Linked DNA regions of Homo sapiens: region 2 is linked to region 1. A link is an interaction called in ENCODE POLR2A ChIA-PET data of the cell type or tissue named here. Cell type or tissue: A673. All regions are shown on one strand. Each heading gives the region's core, and the rest is flanking DNA. Links, peaks and the distances in the headings are about the cores only.

The links. Peaks named below come from ENCODE experiments on the same cell type or tissue, not always from the same donor. Only the 100,000 strongest peaks of a DNase experiment are listed, where the experiment ranks them.
Region 2: POLR2A ChIA-PET joins it to region 1 with 14 read pairs; 2 of 35 experiments call an interaction of 5 or more read pairs at or near these places.

The regions. Positions count from the first base shown.
Region 1 is chr16:66,854,669-66,866,480 of GRCh38, reverse strand. LOC124903699 (a long non-coding RNA gene) reads left to right here. Exons shown (of 4, transcript XR_007065088.1): 2 at 8,743-8,793. Among named protein-coding and RNA genes, the nearest start is that of CA7, 16 kb to the right of the region's middle. RefSeq lists silencers at 1,254-1,447, 7,169-7,369. In A673, for the core only: no CTCF peak of the experiment used is centred there; a DNase peak (open chromatin) is centred at 5,770.
Region 2 is chr16:67,000,936-67,008,935 of GRCh38, reverse strand. CES4A (carboxylesterase 4A) reads right to left here. Exons shown (of 14, transcript NM_001364782.1): 4 at 7,946-8,000; 5 at 7,475-7,628; 6 at 5,762-5,866; 7 at 5,576-5,680; 8 at 5,383-5,421; 9 at 4,712-4,852; 10 at 4,063-4,143; 11 at 3,543-3,696; 12 at 2,417-2,545; 13 at 2,119-2,191. Among named protein-coding and RNA genes, the nearest start is that of CES4A, 16 kb to the right of the region's middle. RefSeq lists an enhancer at 7,029-7,930. In A673, for the core only: no CTCF peak of the experiment used is centred there; a DNase peak (open chromatin) is centred at 7,765; H3K4me3 peaks cover 114 bases.

The DNA.
Region 1 (11,812 bases), core at 2,211-10,210:
GCCTCCGCCTCCTTCAGACCAACCCCAACACTTTATTCACTGCCCTCCTGGGGTGCACTTCCCCCAAGCGTAGCTTCTCCTCTCGTCCCCTAGGCTTGTTGTACCATTCTGAAGAGCATCTCGGGGAAGGGATTGTCACATGGATGGGGAGACCCCTGGCATTTGGGGTGGTCACAGGTGCCAGGATTCCTCCCCAGTTCCACACAACAAGGGATTGTTTGAATTCTTCCTGACCTTCGAGTGTCCCACCAGCATGTTCAGACAGGTGAACGATCTGTTTTGTTTTGTTTTTTGAGACAGACTCGCTCTGTTGCCCAGGCTGGAGTTCAGTGGCACAATCTTGGCTCACTGCAACCTCTGCCTCCTGGGTTCAAGCAATTCTTCTGCCTTGGCCTCCCTAGTAGCTGGGATTACAGATGTCCACCACCACACCCAGCTAATTTTTGTATTTTTAGTAGAGACAGCGTTTCACCATGTTGACCAGGCTGGTCTCGAACTCCTGACCTCGGGTGATCCTCCTGCCTCGGCCTCCCAAAGTGCTAGGATTACAGGCGTGAACCACCATGCCCAGTCTTGTTTTGTTTTGTTTTGTTTTGTTTTGTTTAACCAGGTCTCTACAGGTATCTGATGAACAATCTGTTTATCATCATTTGAACCTACAACCTTGCTCTGTTTTATTTGGAAACACAAAGGGATTTTTGCACAGTCTTAAAATGTAGAATATTTTCCAAGAATACAATTATCATGTGAAATGAGGGAAGATGGTACTTTGTGTTGAGAATTTTACCAGGAGTTATCATCATCTAGGAAACTCACACCGTGGGGGCAAAGAGACTCACTTTCCTCTGCCTGGTATGCATCTGAAGCCGCTATTTATGGAGCTTCAAAATAAGGTACAGGCTGGGTGTGGTGGCTCATGTCTGTAATCTCAGCACTTTGGGAGGCCAGTGTGGGAGAATTACTTGAGACCAGGAGTTCAAGACCAGCCTGAGCAACATGGTGAAACCCTATCTCTACCAAAAAATACAAAAATTAGCCAGGCATGGTAGTGCACACCTGTAGCCCCAGCTACTGGGGAGGCTGAGGCAGGAGGATCGCTTGAGCCCAGGAGGTCAAGGTTGCAGTAAACTATGATCGCATCACCAGACTCCAGCCTGGGTGACAGAGGGAGACCCTATCTCTAAAAAAAAAAAGAAGAAAAACAATATGGGTACAAACATCAGAAGACTTCATCACATCTTTAGTGGCGTTGTCCCCCACCATTTACATACTGACATAAATATTATTTTTATTTAAAATTACATGATTTGTGTATATACATACAATTTTATTTTTTATTTTATTTTACTTTTTTTTTGAGACAGAGTCTCACGCTGTCGCACAGGCTGGAGTGTAGTGGCACGATCTCAGCTCACCGCAAGCTCCGCCTCCTGAGTTCACGCCATTCTCCTGCCTCAGCCTCCCAAGTAGCTGGGACTACAGGCGCCCACCACCACGCCCAGCTAATTTTTTGTATTTTTATTAGAGACGGGGTTTCACTGTGTTAGCCAGGATGGTCTTGATCTCCTGACCTCATGATCCGCCCGCCTCGGCCTCCCAAAATGCTGGGATTACAGGCGTGAGCCACCGTGCCCAGCCTATAAATACAATTTTATTTATATTCATTTAAATACATATATTGTATTATATATTATAAATTACTGCCCTTTATATTACAATTAAGGCATCAAAGTGATTTTTTGAAATTGCGTGCATAGATTAGTTTGAATTTCATTTCAGGCTCATAATGGGAGGCATTGGATTTATTAATATAAAAGTAGGCTCTGAGAATCTCACAAACATAAGCAAAAAATCCGGAAATAAAAGAGGTTTCTGAAAAGAATGACTTCATTTATTGGAAGTTCAAAGTCAGGCAAATATCATTTATACTCTTAGAAGTCAGGATGATGTTTACTTTGAGAAGGTAATAACTCGGTGGGGACATGTGGGGCTTGGGGTGCAGGAAATACACTTTTGTTGATCTGGATCCTACTTACACAGATGTGTTCAGGTTGTGAAAGTGCATCAAGGGTATATACTGGCCAGGCCTAGTGGCTCATGCCTGAAATACCAGCACTTTGGGAGGCTGAGGCAGGTGGATCACCTGAGGTCAGGAGTTCGAGACCAGTCTGGCCAACATGGTGAAACCCGGTCCCTACTAAAGATACAATTAGCTGGGCACAGTGGCGGGCGCTTGTAATCCCAGCTACTCAGGAAGCTAAGGCAGGAGAATTGCTTGAACCCAGGAGGTGGAGGTGCAGTGAGCCGAGATCACGCCATTGCACTCCAGCCTGGGCAACAAGAGCAAAACTCCGTCTCAAAAAAAACCAACCAACCAAACAACCAAACAAAAAAAACCTTAAAGAAGGAGGGTATGTAGTTTTCTGTACCTATATTACATTTCAATAAAAAAATTAAAATCAAAATTAACATCACCAAAAAAGGTACAAATCAATATCAAGTGCCTATTGATATTGATATGACACTGAAAATTGATCATTTTTAATTATATTCCAACAAAATAACCTCAATATTTTCATGCAAAAACATCAAACAAACCCAATTTGAGGATATCTTACTACCTAACTAGTTGTCTTCCTTCCCCCTCCCTCCCTTCCCCTCCCTTCCCCTCCCCTTCCCTACCCTCTCCTCCCCTTCTTTTTTTTTGAGACAGGGTATCCCTCTGTTGCCCAGGCTGGAGTGCAATGGTACAGTATTGGCTCAGTGCAGCCTCAACCTCCTGAGCTCAAGAGATCCGCTACCTCAGCCTCCTGAATAGCTGGGATCACAGGGTGCTGCACCACCATGCCCTGCTAATTTTTAAATTTTTTTTGTAGAGACAGAGTCTCACTGTGTTGCCCGGAGGTGGTCTTGAACTCCTGGGCTCAAGCGATCCTCCCACCTTGGCCTCCCAAAGTGCTGGGATTACAGGCATGAGCCACCGCGCCTGGCCCTAACCAGTATTTCTCAACCTTATCAATGTGGTCAAAGACAAAGCGATTGGGAAGTTGTTCTAGATAAAGGGAGACTAAAGAGACTCAGCAGCTAATTGCAGTGCATGGTCTGGGTTTTTTTTTGTTGTTGTTGTTATAAAGGCCTTATTAGGACAATTAGCAAAATCTGAACAAAGTATGTGGATTAGATAATAGTATTGCAGCAATGCTAGTTTCCTGATTTCGATTCTTGTACTGTGGTTATGTAAGAGAATGTCCTTGTTTTTTTGTTTTTAGACAGGGTCTCATTCTGTCACCCAGGCTGGAGTGCGGTAGCACGATCTCTGCTCACTGCAACCTCTGCCTCCCGGGTTCAAGCTATTCTCCCACCTCAGCCTCTCCGGTATCTGGGACTACAGGTGTGTGCCGCCATGCCCAGCTAATTTTTGTATTTTTTGGTAGAGACGGGGTTTCACCACGTTGGCCAGGCTGGTCTCGAACTTCTGACCTCAGGTGATCTGCCCACCTCAGCCTCCCAAAGTGCTGGGATTACAGGCATGAGCCACCATGCCTGTTCTCATTGTATTATTCTTTTGACTTTTCTGTACGTTTGAAATTATGTTAAAATAGCCTGGCGTGGTGGCATGCGCCCATAATCTCAGCTACTTGGGAGGCTGATGCAGGAGGATCCTTTGAACCAGGAGGTTGAGGCTGCAGTGAGCTGTGATTGAGCCACCAGATGCCAGCTGGGGTGACAGACTGAGACCTTGTCTATACAATGAAAAAAATAAAACATAAAATATCAAAATACAAAGTTAAAAGAAAAAAACTTAAAAAACATATTTAGAGGTGAGGAGCTCTGGGTCTGATAGCAGAACCTTAAATGCTGGCTATTCATTTCCGTTTCCACAGTTGCAAGCCCAGTTTTCAGAAAAGGGGCAGAAAAAGAAGGAAGAAAAAGAAATGCAAAGCCCAGCACCTCCGGCCATAGCAGGTTCTGAGTGCTTCAGATACTGAGGGTTCATCTCTAGGGGTCTTAGTTTACAGCAAAGACTTGGCAAGGTTGGCTTAGGTGGTTAAGCTCTCGCCTGCTAACAGACACCTGATATTTTTCTCCAGGCCCCCTCTCATTTATTTTTGCTCACTGGTACTTCTCCAAACCCCTGCATCATGACCTATGACCTCTGACCTCACGGGGTGCCAGGCTCAAGGCAGGCGCCTCAAAGACTGTAAAACTGGATGCTGATGCCCTGACCTGAGCCCCTAGGAGTTGCCATAGCCACCCCTGCTGCCGGCTAAAGCAGCCAGGTTGGCGCTGAGCACTCCATCCCCAGCCTGGGGTCAAAGGGTGCCTGTGAGCCTCTTTGCACTCAGTGGACCAGAGCTGCAAAGTGGGGAGGGGTTCCCCTCCAGGGTCTTTCCACTACCCCCAGAAACCACAGGTTTCTGGATTTAGTGCTCGGGCCAGACCTTCGAAGGCTTGGCGGCCTCCAAAATATCTTTTCAGCTCACCTGGCCCTGCCTGGAATTGTACCATTAGAGCCACGCTCTCCAGGAAAGAAATCATTTCCAAGCATTGACTTCTCTGAAAGTCAGACCTCGTTGTTGTATGGGTCATGGTTCACGAACTTGGATATGTGAAAAACATAGAATGCCTTTATTTTCTGTAAATCAATTAAATCTCGCTCTGCGCTCCTATTATTGGGCTGCTGGGAAATTCAGCCTACAGATGGTCCTGTCACATTGATGGACTAAGGTCTGGGGGGCTTGGGGTCTCCTCCAGTTATTAGCCCTTGCTGGTTTTGCCCCAGCCCCGTGGCCCCTTTCAGTTTAGGAGGCACATGGGGTGACCCATAGCCTGAGATCTTGTGTGTTTTGCCCCCCAGCTCAGCCACAAGTCTGACTCTACTTCTGGGGAGGGAATCCACTTTCTCTCCTCCTTCAAGTTCTACCTGAGGCCTTCCAGGACTCCCATGGACACATTTTACAAATGGGGAAACTGAGGCCTGGCGAAGCGCTCACACAGCAGACTGAAAAGGAGGCGATAACATCCTCCTTTTCATCCCAACAAGGTGTTACTGACTGTGGCCTTCGCAGCGGCACTTGCATTCATCAGGCAACCATGTCTTACCTGTGCACAGTGCACATCCAATGGCAGGATTTCAGGCACTATGACAAGCTGCCAGGGAGTTATTTGGAGCGGGGAGTTCTTCTTTCTTTCTCTTTCTTTCTTTCTTTCTTTCTTTCTTTCTTTCTTTCTTTCTTTCTTTCTTTCCTTTCTTTCTTTCTTTCCTTCCTTCCTTCCTTCCTTCTTTCTTTTTTTCTTTCTCCTTCCTTCTGTCCGTCCTTCCTTCCGTCCGTCCTTCCTTCCTTCCTTCCTTCCTTGCTTCCTTCCTTCCTTCTCTTTCTCTCTCTTTCTGTCTTTCTTTCTTTCATGAGATCTTGTTCTGTCATCCAAGCTGGAATGAAATGGTGTGATCAGAGCTCAGAGCTCCTGAGCTCAAGCTATCCTCCCACCTCAGCCTCTTGAGTAGCTAAGACTAGAGGTGTGGACTGCCACCATCAGCTAATTTTAATTTTATTTATTTATTTATTTTTGGTAGGGACAGAGTCTTGCTATGTTGCCAGGCTGGTCTTGAATTCCTGGGCTTAAGTGATCCTCCCACCCTGGCCTCCCAAAGCACTGGGATTACCAGTGTGAGCCACTGAGCCTGGCCAAGTGGCAGGGGTCTTTCTGTTACATAATGCTGTGTGGATAGAGTGAAAAGTCATAAATCCTAGCTCTCCTGCCAACTCACTTTGACAGACTGTTTCCTCTTTGGGCCTCAGTTATTGTATCTATATAATAGGATTAGCTTAGATGCCCTAGGATTCCCTAGATGGCTTGTGTGATGTTGTTCTTGTTGTTTTTGTTGTTGTTTGAGACAGAGTTTTGCTCTGTTGCCCAGTCTGGAGTACAGTGACAGGATCATAGCTCACTGTAGCCTCGACCTCCCAGACTCAAGCAATCCTCCCACCTCAGCCTCCTGAGGAGCTGGGACTACAGGGACATGTCACCATGCCCAGCTAAGTTTTTGGTATTTTTTTTTTTTTTTTTTGTAGAATCATTGCTATTGCCTTGCTCTTCATTCCCCAAGCTGGTCTTGAACTCCTGGGCTCAAGGAATCTGCCTGTCTTGGCCTCCCAAAGTGCTGGGATTACAGGTGTGAGCCATGACACCCAGCTCCTAGATGGCATACTGACCCCATCATGGCTCGCTCTGGCTGAAGAAGTTATACCTCCAAACCCTGCTCCTGAACACTCAAGATCAGCAGTAGCAAGGGCCTATGCTCCAGGTCCCTGGGGGGTCTAGGTAACTGGAGAGACAGGGCTGTGTGCCCTCTGGTATCTCCTGTGTCTGGACATTCATGCTGAGAGCAGGAGCTGAGAAAGGAGGAGGAGAAAGAGATTCAAGTTCTTCCCAAAAACCTGAGGGACCCCCAGGGCTCACGTGCCCCTATGCCTTTCTCGCAATGCCAGTCTAAGAGGGCCTCTTGGTAGGAATAAAGGAACCATCTGCTCACCCTCCTATGTCCCAGAAGACAAAAGCACTTGAGTTGCAGCTGGAGGAATGTAGGTTACACTCATAGACTGCCAAACTGGAAACTGCCAGGGTCCAGGCATGATTCCATCCTGCAGGGCCGAGGAGAGGCAGCAGAAGAAGTTGATGAATTGCACTTGCCAGAATTTGCACTCAAGCCCTGGGTTAGAAGGTGGATTCAAACTAAGTGATGCCTGGTGCTCTCTAAGCCTCAGGAAGAGTCCTCTTCCTCCAGCCCAGGAGGTCCTCAGCCCCTGCTTTAGACCTCAATGACCCCCATGGCCTGTGGATGTAAGGGTAAAGCTCTACCTGGCATTTGAAATCTCTGCAGCCTGGGAGCCCCTGTCTCCTCAGCCCCACTTCTTCTTTTTGTTGATACAGGCTGGGCAAGAGCCAGGCCTTCTTTTTCTGTCTGGTAAATGCTCTCTGCAGCTGAGGCTTCTGCCCCTCTCCTGGAATGCCAGCTTCTTTATTCTGGGCCCCTCCTCCAGGAAACCCTCCCAGACTAATCAAATCTCAACCAAGCCAGGACTACCACCTCCCCTGACTCCCAACACTCCTCTGCAGTCAGTTCCTTGCTGAGGGTCTTGGCCTTTCTCTCAGTGGAACAGGAAAGGCCCTTCAGGGTGGCCTGGGGCAGAGCCAGCCACACTGGAGTGAAGTGGGGTTAGAGAGGTTTCCTGGGGGAGGAAGGCCCTAGCAGAGGGAGCCAATTTGGCATCAAATGTTCTGAGGCTGCTCTCGTGGAGGACAGAGGCCGGGAGCAGATCTGACTCATTCCTGCCACTTTGCCTGGCTGCACGCCCAGCCAGAGGGCTTTCTCAGACACCTGTCCAGCAGAGTGACATCCATTTAGGACTGTACTGTCTAATATGGTAGCCAATGGCCACATATGGCTTTTTTTCCTTTTTCTTATTTTTTAAAATTAGCAATGGGGTCTCACTGTGTTGCCCAGGCTGGAGTGCAGTGATTATGCACAGATGTGATCATCATGCAATACACCCTTGAAGTCCTGGCCTCAAGCAATCCTCTTGCCTCAGCCTCCTGAATAGCTGGGACTAGAGGCACATGCCACCATACTGGGCCACATATGACTTTTTTCTTTTTTTCTTTTTTTTTTTTAAGATGTGCAGTCTGGGTGCAATGGCTCGTGCCTGCAGTCCCAGCACTTTGGGAGGCTGAGGCAGGTGGCTCACCTGAGGTCAGGAGTTCAAGACCAGCCTGGCCAATATGGTGAAACCACGTGTCTACTAAAAATATAAAAAATTAACCGGGTGTGGTGGCGGGCATCTGTAATCCCAGCTACTCGGGAGGCTGAGGCAGGAGAATTGCTTAAACCCGGGAGGCTGAGGTTGCAGTGAGCCAAGATAGCACCATTGCACTCCAGCCTGGGCAACAAGAGCGAAACTCTGTCCCAAAAAAAAAAAAAAAAAGATGTCCAACTATATACTGACAAATAAGGCTTTGAGCATATGAAATGGGGCTGCCCTACGCTGAGATGTACTGTGAGCGTAAAGCACACACTAGATTTCAAAGACTTAGCACAAAAAATGTAAAATATTTCATTAGTTTTTTTCTATTAATATTAGTGACAGATTAAAATGCATATATTTTGGATATAATTGGGTTAAATTAAGTACATTATTTAAATGACTTGTTTCTTTTTACATTTTTCTTTTCTTTTTTTTTTTTTTGAGACTGAGTCTTGCTCTGTTGCCCAGGCTGGAGTGCAGTGGCGCGATCTTGGCTCACTGCAACCTCTGCCTCCTGGGTTCAAGCGATTCTCCTGTCTCAGCCTCCCAAGTACCTGGGATTACAGGTGCACACCACCACGCCCAGCTAATTTTTGTATTTTTAGTAGAGATGGGGTTTCACCATGTTGGCCAGAGTGGTCTCGAACTTCTGACCTCAGGTGATCCGCCCGCCTCGGCTTCCCAAAGTGCTGGGATTACAGGTATGAGCCACGGTGCTCAGCTACATTTTTGTTTTTGAGACAGGGTCTTGCTATGTTGCCCAGGATGGTCTTGAACTCCGAGGCTCAAGTGATTCTCCTGCCTCAGCCTCCCAAAGTGCTAGGATTACAGACATGAGCCACTGCACCCGGCCTTATGTCTCTTTCTATATATTTTATATCAGTATTAGAAAATTTTAAATTACAAAAATGGCTCACACGTCATTTCCATTTTACAGAAGAGGAAATAAGCTTCAGAGGGTTTGAGTGACAGATGGTGCAAAACCCAGGTATGACCCGGGTAAGTGGGCCCTTGGATTTGTGAGCAGATAAGACTTCAAAAGAGATACATTCCCCAGGCCTTGCTTCTGGCTAGAGGATAAATGCCAGAACATTTCGTGATCAAAGAGTCACATCTCCTCCTCCCCCCGAGTCTTGACCAACCAGCAGTACATTTGGCCTTTGAGGGTGGCCTCAGAGTTGATGTTGTGACCCATGGATGCGAGAGGATCCCCAAGATGCTCAGGCTGTTGTCTGACCTCTCTCCCCAACCCCAGGCCAGCTCCAACTGCATCCGAAAGCCTTCTGCCCTGCTCCAACCCCTCTTAGCTTTGACATCAGCTGTGGCTCCCTCCCAGGCATCAACTATCAGGTTATCTTGCAACCTCCACCTCAGACCTATTTCTGTTCCTGTCTCCAGCTGTTGCTCAGTCCACAGATCACTCTCCCCACAGATGAGCACGCCAGTGGGTATGTGTCCAGCGCTAGCCATGAGGGGACACTCCCAAGCCTTTGCAACAGCAGCAGCTATAGGGTGACCATGGGATTGGAAGACAGCCCTCTGCAGAAGGAGCTTCAGGGGGATCAGATCTTCACAACCATCCCACCTCCTGAGGCCCGCCCCATAGAAGGGACTTGCTCTGGGGCCCACAGCCTGCACTGGAGGGAAGACTGTGACCCTTGCCTGGGCACAGACTCCGCAGGCTGTGGCTGCTGGCAGGCCCACAGCCCTGCCTGGATCAATCCAAGGGCCACCACTGGCTGCCCAGGGAGGGCCCCTCTGGGGTCCTGGGAGCAAGTAGAGCTCATCTTGTCTTGGGTGTCCCAAATGTCCCCAGCATCACTTCCAGGGGAAAATCTTGTCCTGAATGAGGACTTAGGACCCAGTCCTGGGTCCCTTGAGGCCAGGTGTGCTGGGATCCAGCTGGGACATCCCATTTGGATATAATAGGGTCAAATCTGGGGCTGTAATTATAACATAAGGAGGCCACTTTCAGCTTTAAAATAGTTTTAAATTTAAAAAGTGAATAAGGGAAAGGACTTAGGGAGTGAGGATTCTTGGCAGTCTCGGGGTAATTATTATAAAACCAGCTCCCATTTTCCAAGTCCTCTGCAGCGCCGGGCCTGTGATGCCACCATCCCTGGGAGGGGCTGGACAGGGTCCCTGGCACAGTTAGCAGCATTGGGGCTATTATGCCACCTCCAGATGGCCACCACCATACCCATCCCACCCTCCTTTGAGCCCAGTTGCTCTAGTATAGAGTAGAAGAGTTACTGGACAGATCCTGGTTCAAATCCTGCTCTGTGACCTGCCTACCTAACCTCCCTGAGCCTCATCATCCTCATCTGTAAAATGGGGTAACAGCAGTTCTTGGATCGCAGGGAGAGCTGGACGTCTGCCTCAGGCCCTTTACCTGCTTTAACAGGAACATTACTGGCGTTGCTTCCCTGTTACCACAGCTGCCTGCCTCCAAGCTGAGCAAATGTTGTCCTCCAGACACCTCTCTCCCTCTCCTCACCATCTCCTCAAAAGTGGAGGGAGAAAATGGCCCCTACCTAGATCAGGCCAGGGGCGCCTGCAGGGTAACTCTCTATTTGGCCTGCTCCTCCTGTATACCCCATTCCTCCCCACTCCGGAGACAGGTTTGCCCTAAGCATGGGAGTGGGAGGGGGGTCCATAGAGCAAGCCTCTCCCTTCCCCAGATCACTGAGGTCAAAGTTAATCTAAGACCCAAAAGTGCCCTGTGGCCTGGGAGTTCCCTTCTGGTATAGTAACATTGACAGGAGCTGTGGTCAAAGTGAGCTGATGACATGCACCACCAGCCCCTCCTGGCCCTGCAGTGGGGCCTCCTTCCCAAGGGTGTTCGGACATTCCATCTCCCCGCAGCCCCCTCCACTGTCCCTTTCTCCCCCTTCACAACTAAACTTATGCATGTGAGGTCCCAGTTTCTCACCTCCCCTCACTCCTCAGCACCCCCAGTGTCTGTCTCCGGCTCCTGCCGCTGTCTCATCTGGGTCACAATCATCACTTGGTCTCTAAGCCCAACTGTGAACTTGCCCTTGGGCACTTTTTTGGACTTGGACTAGGGACTAGGGTGAGGATGCACATTTAAAAAAAAGCACTCTAGGGCCAGGCACGGTGGCTCACACCTGTAATCCCAGCACTTTAGGAGGCCCAGGTGGGTGGATTACTTGGGGTCAGGAATTCGAGACCAGCTTGACCAACATGGTGAAACCCCATCTCTACTAAAAATACAAAAATTGGCCGGGCATGGTGGTGCGCACCTGTAATCCCAGCTACTCGGGAGGCTGAGGCAGGAGAATTGCTTGAACCTGGGAGGCGGAGGTTGCAGTGAGCTGAGATCATGCCACTCACTTCAGCCTGGGCTACAGAGCAAGACTCCGTCTCAAAAATAAATAAATAAATAAATAAATAAATAAATAAATAAATAAATAAGTAAAATTAAATAAAAATAAAAATAAAACCCCCTCTTGGGGTTGTGCGTGTGCAGGGCCTGGGCCTGAAGGCACATGCCCCCTTAGATTTTCCTTCCAGGACCCCACAATGCTGCGTGTCCAATGTGGCCAGCTCCCTGTAGGGTTCCCAGAGCAAGTGAAGGCTCCACTTTCTGCTCAGGGATATGCCCTGGTCTCCTCTCTATCCTGAACAGCCAAACACTGTCTTTTGGGCACCACCTCCTAAATCTCTCTCATCCAGCCCTCTGTCTCCCACCTCCCTCCACCCTGTCCCCTCCCGCCTGGACACAGGCCACCCCTTGCTCCCTGCCACCATTCCTGCCTGCCCATCCGCATTCCTCAGGGATGTTCCCCATTTGCAGGCCTGGCCCTGCCCCTCCTCTACTATAAGCCCTTGGTAGCTCCCCGTCAGCCTGGGGAGGGGGTCCCAGGTTTCCCCCAGGGCTCTAGCCCCTTTGAGCCTTTTGAGCCCCACAACCACACTGGGCTCTCTCTCACCTCTGAGCCTGCACACTTGCCCTTCCCTTGGCCTCAAACATGCTGTTCCCTTCT
Region 2 (8,000 bases), core at 1-8,000, 140 kb before region 1:
TTTTCATCCTGCTTCTTTCTTTCACCCTTCCCTCGTTTAATTTGCCCTTGGGACTTGGGGTTCCAGAGGGCTTTACGGAGATGATACTTAGAACTTTAATAAAGAGTAGGAAAGTGTGTATTGGGGTGGGCCTTCCAGGCAGAGCAAACAGTATGTGCCAGGTTGAGAGATATAAAAGACCAAGGCTTTTGGAGGAAGCACAAGTCAAGAGTTAGGTAAAAACAGAGTGTGTGTGTGGCCAGGCCTGGTGGCTCATGCCTGTAATCCCAGCACTTTGGGAGGCTGAGGTGGGCGGATCACGAGGTCAGGAGATCGAGACCATCCTGGCTAACATGGTGAAACCCTGTCTCTACTAAATATACAAAAAAAAAGCCGGGCGAGGTGGCGGGTGCCTGTAGTCCCAGCTACTCGGGAGGCTGAGGCAGGAGAATAGCATGAACCTGGGAGGTGGAGATTGCAGTGAGCCGAGATCGCGCCACTGCACTCCAGCCTGGGTGACAGAGCGAGACTGTCTCAAAAACAAACACAAAAACAAAAAAAAAAGAGAGTGTGTGAAAGGGATCAAAGTGGAAAGGAGATGACATAGGAAAGATTTTGAAAGGCCTTTCACGCAAGGTTGAGGAGCTGGGACTTTATCTTGGAGGCAGAGAGAAGCCATGAAGAGTTTTAAACAGGAGAGTGACTTGGTCAGATGTTATTTCAGAAAGACCCCTTGGGCTGGGTATGGTGGCTAACACCTGTAAGACCAACACTTTGGGAGGCATAGGTGAGAAAATTGCTTGAGCCCGGGAGTTGGAGACCAGTCTGGGCAAAATAGCAAGACTTCATCTCTACAAAAAATACAAAAATTAGGCTAGGCGTGGTGGCTCACACCTGTAATCCCAGCACTTTGGGAGCCCGAGGCGGGCAGATCACAAGGTCAGGAGATCGAGACCATCCTGGCTAACATGGTGAAACCTCGTCTCTACTAAAGATACAAAAAAATTAGCCAGGCATGGTGGCAGGCACCTGTAGTCCCAGCTACTCGGTAGGCTGAGGCAGGAGAATGGCATAAACCCGGGAAGCAGAGCTTGCAGTGAGCTGAGATTGCACCACTGCTCTCCAGCCTGGGTGACAGAGCGAGACTCTGTCTCAAAAAAAAAAAAAAATTAGACGGGCATGGTGGTATGTGTCTGTAGTCCCAGCTACTTGGGAGGCTGAAGTGAGAGGACTGCTTGAGCCTGGGAGGTCAAGGCTGCAGTGAGCTGTGATTGCACCACTACACTCTAGCCTGGGCAGCAGAGTGAGACCATGTCTCAAAAAAATTTAAAAAAAAAAAGAAGAAGAAAGACACTTTGAGTGTCATAAGGAGGATGATTTGAAAGGAGAGAGGCCAGGCGCAGTGACTCATGCCTGTAATCCCAGCACTTTCAGAGGCCGAGGTGGGTGGATAGCTTGAGGTTAGGAATTCAAGACCAGCCTGGCCAACGTGAAACCCCACCTCTACAAAAATACAAAAATTAGCCAGGCGTGGTGGCCTGTAATCCCAACTCCTCAGGAGGCCGAGGTGGGAGAATCGCTTGAACCTGGGAGGCGGAGATTGCAGTGAGCTGGGATTGCGCCACTGCACTCCAGTCTGGGTGACAGAGCGAGACTTTAAGAAAATAGTCACAAGGCTAGCCAAAGCTCTCTTTACATGTCACCTGCCCCCTAGGCTGGGCCAGACACCTCCTCTATGCTCTCAAAGTGCCTTGTGCTCCCCCAGTACAGCTCTCAGCGTACCAGATTGTAATTTCCTGATTTTATGTGGTGAGCTGCTGGAGGATGGGGCTCATGTCTGCAACATCCTTGAATTCCAGCTCCCAGTACTGGGGCTGGGCCCAAAAGAGTGCAGTGGTGAATGACTGTGGAATGCTTGAGTGAATGAAGAGTGTGGGTCATGGATCAAGAAGGACACATTCTAGAGACGTTTAGGATCCGGTGACTGACTGAGGAAAGCTGAAGAAGAAGGGGCACCCTGTTTGGGCCGACTGGGCAGTTCCTGTAGGACATGCTGGGGCAAATATCCGAAGCAGCTGGCTTCTTCAGGTCCAGCACTGGGCAGGTAGAATGCCCAGATGTGCTGGGGGGCAGACTCACCCTGTGCGGGCAAAGTTGGCCCAGTATTTCATCATCTGGAGGCTAAGTGCCTTCTCCTTACCCATGGAAAGGCCTGGGGGCAGAATGGGATGTGGGATTTCGGACAGAGCAGGGGACACTGACCTCCCACCCTACTCCTGCTGCTTCTGCTGCTTCCGGAGCAGAAGACTTTCATTTGGGAGAGCATAACAGATTAGGAACTGGTGAGCTCCCTGTGGCCAGCCAATGGAGGGGTGGGTCTGCATCCAGAGGTGGGAGACTGGACACCCAGTTGGGGTATCAGGTGGGACCTTTGCACCTGTGGCGAAGGGGCCCCCAAAGAGGAAGTACATCTCATCCCCATGGTCTGCCCCATCAGTGCGGGGTTTGACGATTATTCCACGAGCGTGGTGCTCAAATTCATACAGGTAGACAGGGAGGCCGGCATCTGTGAATAGGGAAACTGAGGAGGGATGCAGGAAAAGCCTCTGCCTAGGCTTCTCATCCACCCCATGCCTCCCACTCACCTGCACCAAGCAGGAAAAAGAGCTTTGGCTTCAGAATCAAGGGGGCAGACTTGAATCCTGTCTGCACTACTCATTCACTGTGTGACCTAAAGCAAGTTGCTCTACCTTTCTGAATTGTATCAATAATTCCTTATCTTCAGACTGAGAATACTAAAACCTAATTCACAGGATTGTGGCCAGGATCATGGAAGCCTTCCTTTTCCCTGTTCTGAACCTTCCTTTCTTGGCCTCATATTGAAGGGTCTTTGGTGTCTGCATTTTCCAGCCCCCCCCCCTTTAACCTGTTACCCACATGTTCCCCTAGCCCCAGTCAGCCTGAACTTTCAAGGTGCCCCTAAGCCTGTCCTCTCAGCCAGGAAGCCTTCCCTGACCACCCCAGGCTTCTCCTCTGGACTGTTTGAGGTCCTGCCCTTGTTCCTAAGGAAGAACAGTTCCTCTCTTATACTTTTTTTGTTTTTTTTTTGAGATGGAGTCTCGCTCTGTTGCCCAGGCTGGAGTGCAGTGGTGTGATGTCGGCTCACTGCAACCTCCCCCTCCCAGGTTCAAGCGATTCTCCTGCGTCAGCCTACTGAGTAGCTGGGACTATAGGCATGCGCCACTACAGCTGGCTAATTTTTTTGTACTTTTAGTAGAGATGGGTTTTCACCATGTTGGTGAGGCTGGTCTAGAACTCCTGGCCTCAAATGATCCACCCACTTCGGCTTCCCAAAGTGCTGGGATTACAGGTGTGAGCCACCGTGCCTGGCCCCTTCCTCTCTTGTAGTTGATAGCATGCTGCCTCCTCTGTGATATCTTAGAATCCTATACTAGCCCAGAAGTACAGAGAGGGTAGGGGAGCAGTCGATAAGCCCAGTTGGTAAACAGCACACCTGGAGAGTGGACGGGGCCAGTGTGGCCACTCTTGGGGACCCTGCATACCTCGGTGGTAGTGAGCAGTCTGCAGTGTGGCATACACGAAAGTGGCATCTTGAACTATGTCCATCATACGGTTTCGTAGCATCTTCCAGTCATGCTCATTGACATTGTCCAGGTACTCCTCCACCACAAGTGGTACCTGCTCCTTGGTGATATTCTGAGTGAGGAGGCCACACTTACCTGAGGCCTGGGTGCCAGCTGGGCCAGAGGTGGGCCCACCAGTGACTTGGATCCATGCTCAGCCCCCCAGGAGTTTTTGGCCTGGGAGGGGGAGAAAGGGAGCTTCCTGGGAAAGTTTCTGTCTCTGCTGATTGTAACCCCTGATTTTGCTGCATAACTGCCCCTGTGACCCTGAGCACCTTACCTGTAAGCAGTCATCTGATCCCACAGCAAACCCCAGACCCTCCAAGAAAGATCCTTACCCTGGCTGGGAGCCCCTTTGCAAAGAGCAGCTACTAGGTTAAAAAAAACAGGGGGGTCAACCCTGTCCGAACTGAGCACCCCTGCCAGCTGGGTCCCTCACCAACAGGGTGCGGGTACTCCAGAGCATCTTAGTGATGGTTTCCTTTCTCATCGCCTGCCGGTTTAGCGGGAACTTCATGATCTGTTCACAAGACAAGGACCCCAGTGTGGGTCAGGCCTGAGCATTAGGAGGGATTCTGGCCAGAGCTACAAAGGCCCCAAAGGTCTTGCCCATCTAATGATGAGTTATCAGACACAGCACACAGCCCAGGAAGGGCCCATGACTCTCTCTTGTCCCCCTGCTCCCATCCTGCTCATCACTACCACCTGGGCCAGAGCTGAAGTGGTACTGAGTGGGGGTCCATCCTGAGTTGGGGCATCTACCCTGACCCAGGAGCAAGGGAGGGCTTCAGGATTTGCAGTTGCCTAGAGGCTTGGGAATGAACATCATAACCCATCTAAACTATGATCTGAGAATTTGTGGTCCTCAAATCTCCAGCAGGCCATACTTCTCCCTTCTTCCCCTCCATCATTCATGGCCAGTTTTCACTGTACAGGGACTACAGGAGGCTCCCAAACATAGGGCATCCACAGAGGGGCTACTGGCATCTGACCTGGTGCCCAGCACCGTCCAAGAGGCATCCTTCCCTGCCTCCACTATGGTACTCACTTACGTAAGGCAAGAGCCAATTGAACTCCTACTCACTTACATAAGGCAAGAGCCAATTGAATTCCAGGTTGTTGACACCTAGAAGGTAGGGCACAGATGAAACCTTCCCCTGGGTCAGGAGCACCAAAGGGTCATCTGGGATCACCACACCATCCACCACAGGGCTCATGGACCAGATAATCTACAAGGCAAAGGGCATTTCCAGCCAGTCTCCTCAAGTATCCTCCCAGGGTCCCTGCAACCTTGGGTGCCCCTTCAGAGGCTGCTCTAGCCTAGGTTCTTTGATTGGGAAAAGGCTGGGGCTGGCATGGTGAGCCCCAGGAGGATGGGTGTGGGAGGGGAGCAGGATAGGCAGGACCAAATTACGTGGACTTGGGATGGCCGCGGGTATCTGTATAGCTCACTCCTTCACCTCTTGAAAATCTTTGCTAAATTTCACTTCACTGAGTCCTGTTCTAGCCATTCTATTTAAAAGTCCATACCTCCCAAAATGTCCAACCCCTTTACCCTCTCCATTCCTTGCTATTCACCTATCACCTTCTAAGGAGGTGGATAATATATTTATTTATAGGGTTTATTCTCCTTCCCCACTGGAACATCAGCTCCACTAGGGAAGGGATCTTGGCCTGAACAATTCCCTAAGTATCCCAAGTGCCTGGCACAAAGTAGGTGTTAAATAAATACTCAAATTGCAGAATGTGGCCTGTTTACCTCTTCCGGGTCTCTCTGGAAGTTCAGTTGGAGGAATCTCTATGGGGGAGAGGAAGGGATCAGAGTTAAAGGAAGTCTCCCTCGTGTGCTCTTGAGACAGGGTCCCTGGGGAAGTAGTTGGGGGTGGCTGGGTACCAGGATAGGAGGATGGCCCTCAGGCAGCCAGGTCAGGCAGCTGGAATGTTCTACCTACCATCTTGTTGGACACACGCATCACCTTGGTCCCTGATAGTGCCCTCAGGCAGTTTACCAGGATCTGTGTGCTGTTGTGGTTGCATCCAGCCAGGTGGGCAACCTTCTATAGAGAGAAGAAAGGATGCTCAGTGGTGCTTCCATCCTGCCCTTCCATGCTGAGCCCTGGGGAAGGAGAGGCACTCACCTTGGCCACTTTCAGTGGGTTACTAGTGATGAAAAGTCTGAATAACGCGGTGCCACTCTGGGAAATGGCCCGATGGAAGAGACCCGAGGCTAGGGGTGACATCATCTGCAAGAACAGGGAGGAATACACCCGTGAGATGCCCAAGTAGAGACACCTGGGCTGTTCTGGGCATCTGTCTGGCCATGGGCAGGCAGCCTGAGTGAAGCCAGGAAGGGCAAGTAGCTGGGAGGGAGTCAGGAGTCCTGGGGTGATGTCCTAGACCTAAAGCCAGTGGTATTCCTGCCTCTGGTCTGTACAGTGGGCCCCAGTGGGTTCCAGAGGGGATGTGAGATTGGGGGAGGGAATCTGCTGGTGTGGAAAAGTGGTCTCCCTCTACTTTAGGGCTAGAAATGAGGGGTAGGTGGAAGGGACCTCATGGTTTCCCCAGGTTGTTACCTGTGCTGACAGCTGTTAGCCTCTCTCCACTGCCCAAGTTGGGGGAACAAGTACATCTAGGGCCTCCCATCCTGTCCCTTGGATACCTCAGACTTCATATGCCCCAAACCTGCTCCAGCCAATCCCTGTCTGGGTGGCATTCCTTACCCCATACCATCCCCCAGCCCCAGGGGCCTTCCCTATCTCTGCTAATGACCACACCCCAGCTGCCCTAGTCCTGCCCATTTGGCCTCCTGGATCACTCTGAGCCATCCTCTGCTCTCCATCTTTCCTGCCCCTGCTTTAGAGCCAGCCCCATGATCTCTCCTAGGATATATCCTATCCCCATCCCTGCCCCTCCCAGTAGCTCTCCGAGTCTCTGCTCCTGTTTCTTGCCAACCCAGTCCCATGCAGCAGGCTGAGCCATCTCTCTAAATGCACATCTGATCATGTCACTTTGCTGCTTACAATCTTTCCCTGCTTTGGAGAATCGCTTGAACCCGGGAGGCGGAGGTAATGGTGAGCTGAGATCACGCCATTGCACTCCAGCCTGGGCAACAAGAGCGAAACTCCGTCTCAAAAAAAAAAATTTTTTTTTCCTCTGCTTTTTAGTGAATTTTGGATAAAGTTGCTTAATTCTCTGGGCCTTCGTTTCTTTATCTGTAGAATGGAGACAACAGTACTTTTCTTTTTGGACTATTGAAGGAATTACATGGATGACGACACATAAGGTGCTTAGAAGAATGCCTGGCACACAGGAAGTGCTCAGCTGTTGAGTATTATTATGACTGTGGCCAGCAATGTCCTGTGTGATGTGTTCACTTCCCAGCCATATGCCCCTCACAGGGCACCTTACAGTACACCCACATTCCAGGCACATCCCAGGTCAGCAGTCACACAGGAGTCAGGGGCAAAGCCCGTCAACTCATGCCCCTGGCTTGCAGGCCTGGTGTGAGGTCCTAGCCTTGCCCAGGGGGCAGATGGTGGGCTCTGTTCAGGGGATAGAGTTCTGGGGGAATGTGGAGAGGCAGAAGGTGCTGGGTAGCACCTGGATTCACTGATTACCCCAAGCCTCAGCACTACCCTTCCTGGGGCTCAGTTTTCTCATCAGTGCTATCCCTCAACAGAGGAGACATCCTTGGCTATGAGGGGCTGTACCCTTGGCAGGGGCGAGAGCATTTCTGTGGCAGGCACGTTCCTGTACACGCAAATCTGCACATGGCCTGTGCAGTGGAGCATACATTTGTGGGAACGCAGGAGCCTAAGTCTGTGCTCGGTCCGTCTGGGCATTGCTCTCACCAGTCCTGAGATGCTCATGGCCCCCGCCGACTGGCCGAACAGGGTCACATTTCCTGGGTCTCCCCCGAAGGCTGCGATGTTCTCCTGCACCCAGCGCAGAGCCGCCATCTGGTCCAGCAGCCCCCAGTTCCCGCGCGCGTGGCTGTCGTCCGTGCTGGGCGTGTGGGGTTCACTGTCAGGGTCCCGGGCCTCGACAGTCGGGGCGCGTTGGGCTGCCCTCCTGGGCTTCCCCCACCCAGCCCAGCCTTGCCCCTCTAAGACCCAGTCCTGCGACCACACCCCCTTCCTTGGAGTTAGCTCGCCCCATCCAGATGGTATGGAGCGCCCGCCCCTTCCACCGAGCGCCAGGCCCCGCCCCCGCCTCGCGGCCCCACCCCCCCCATCCCCGCCCCAGGCCCCGCCCCTCCCTTCCCACCCAGTCCCCGCCGCTCTGGCCACAGCTGCGGTCCCAAAGGGTACCGGCCCCGCCACCTCAGGAAGCCGAAGATGCCGAGCCTGTGCTGCAGAAACACCAGCACCACTTTCT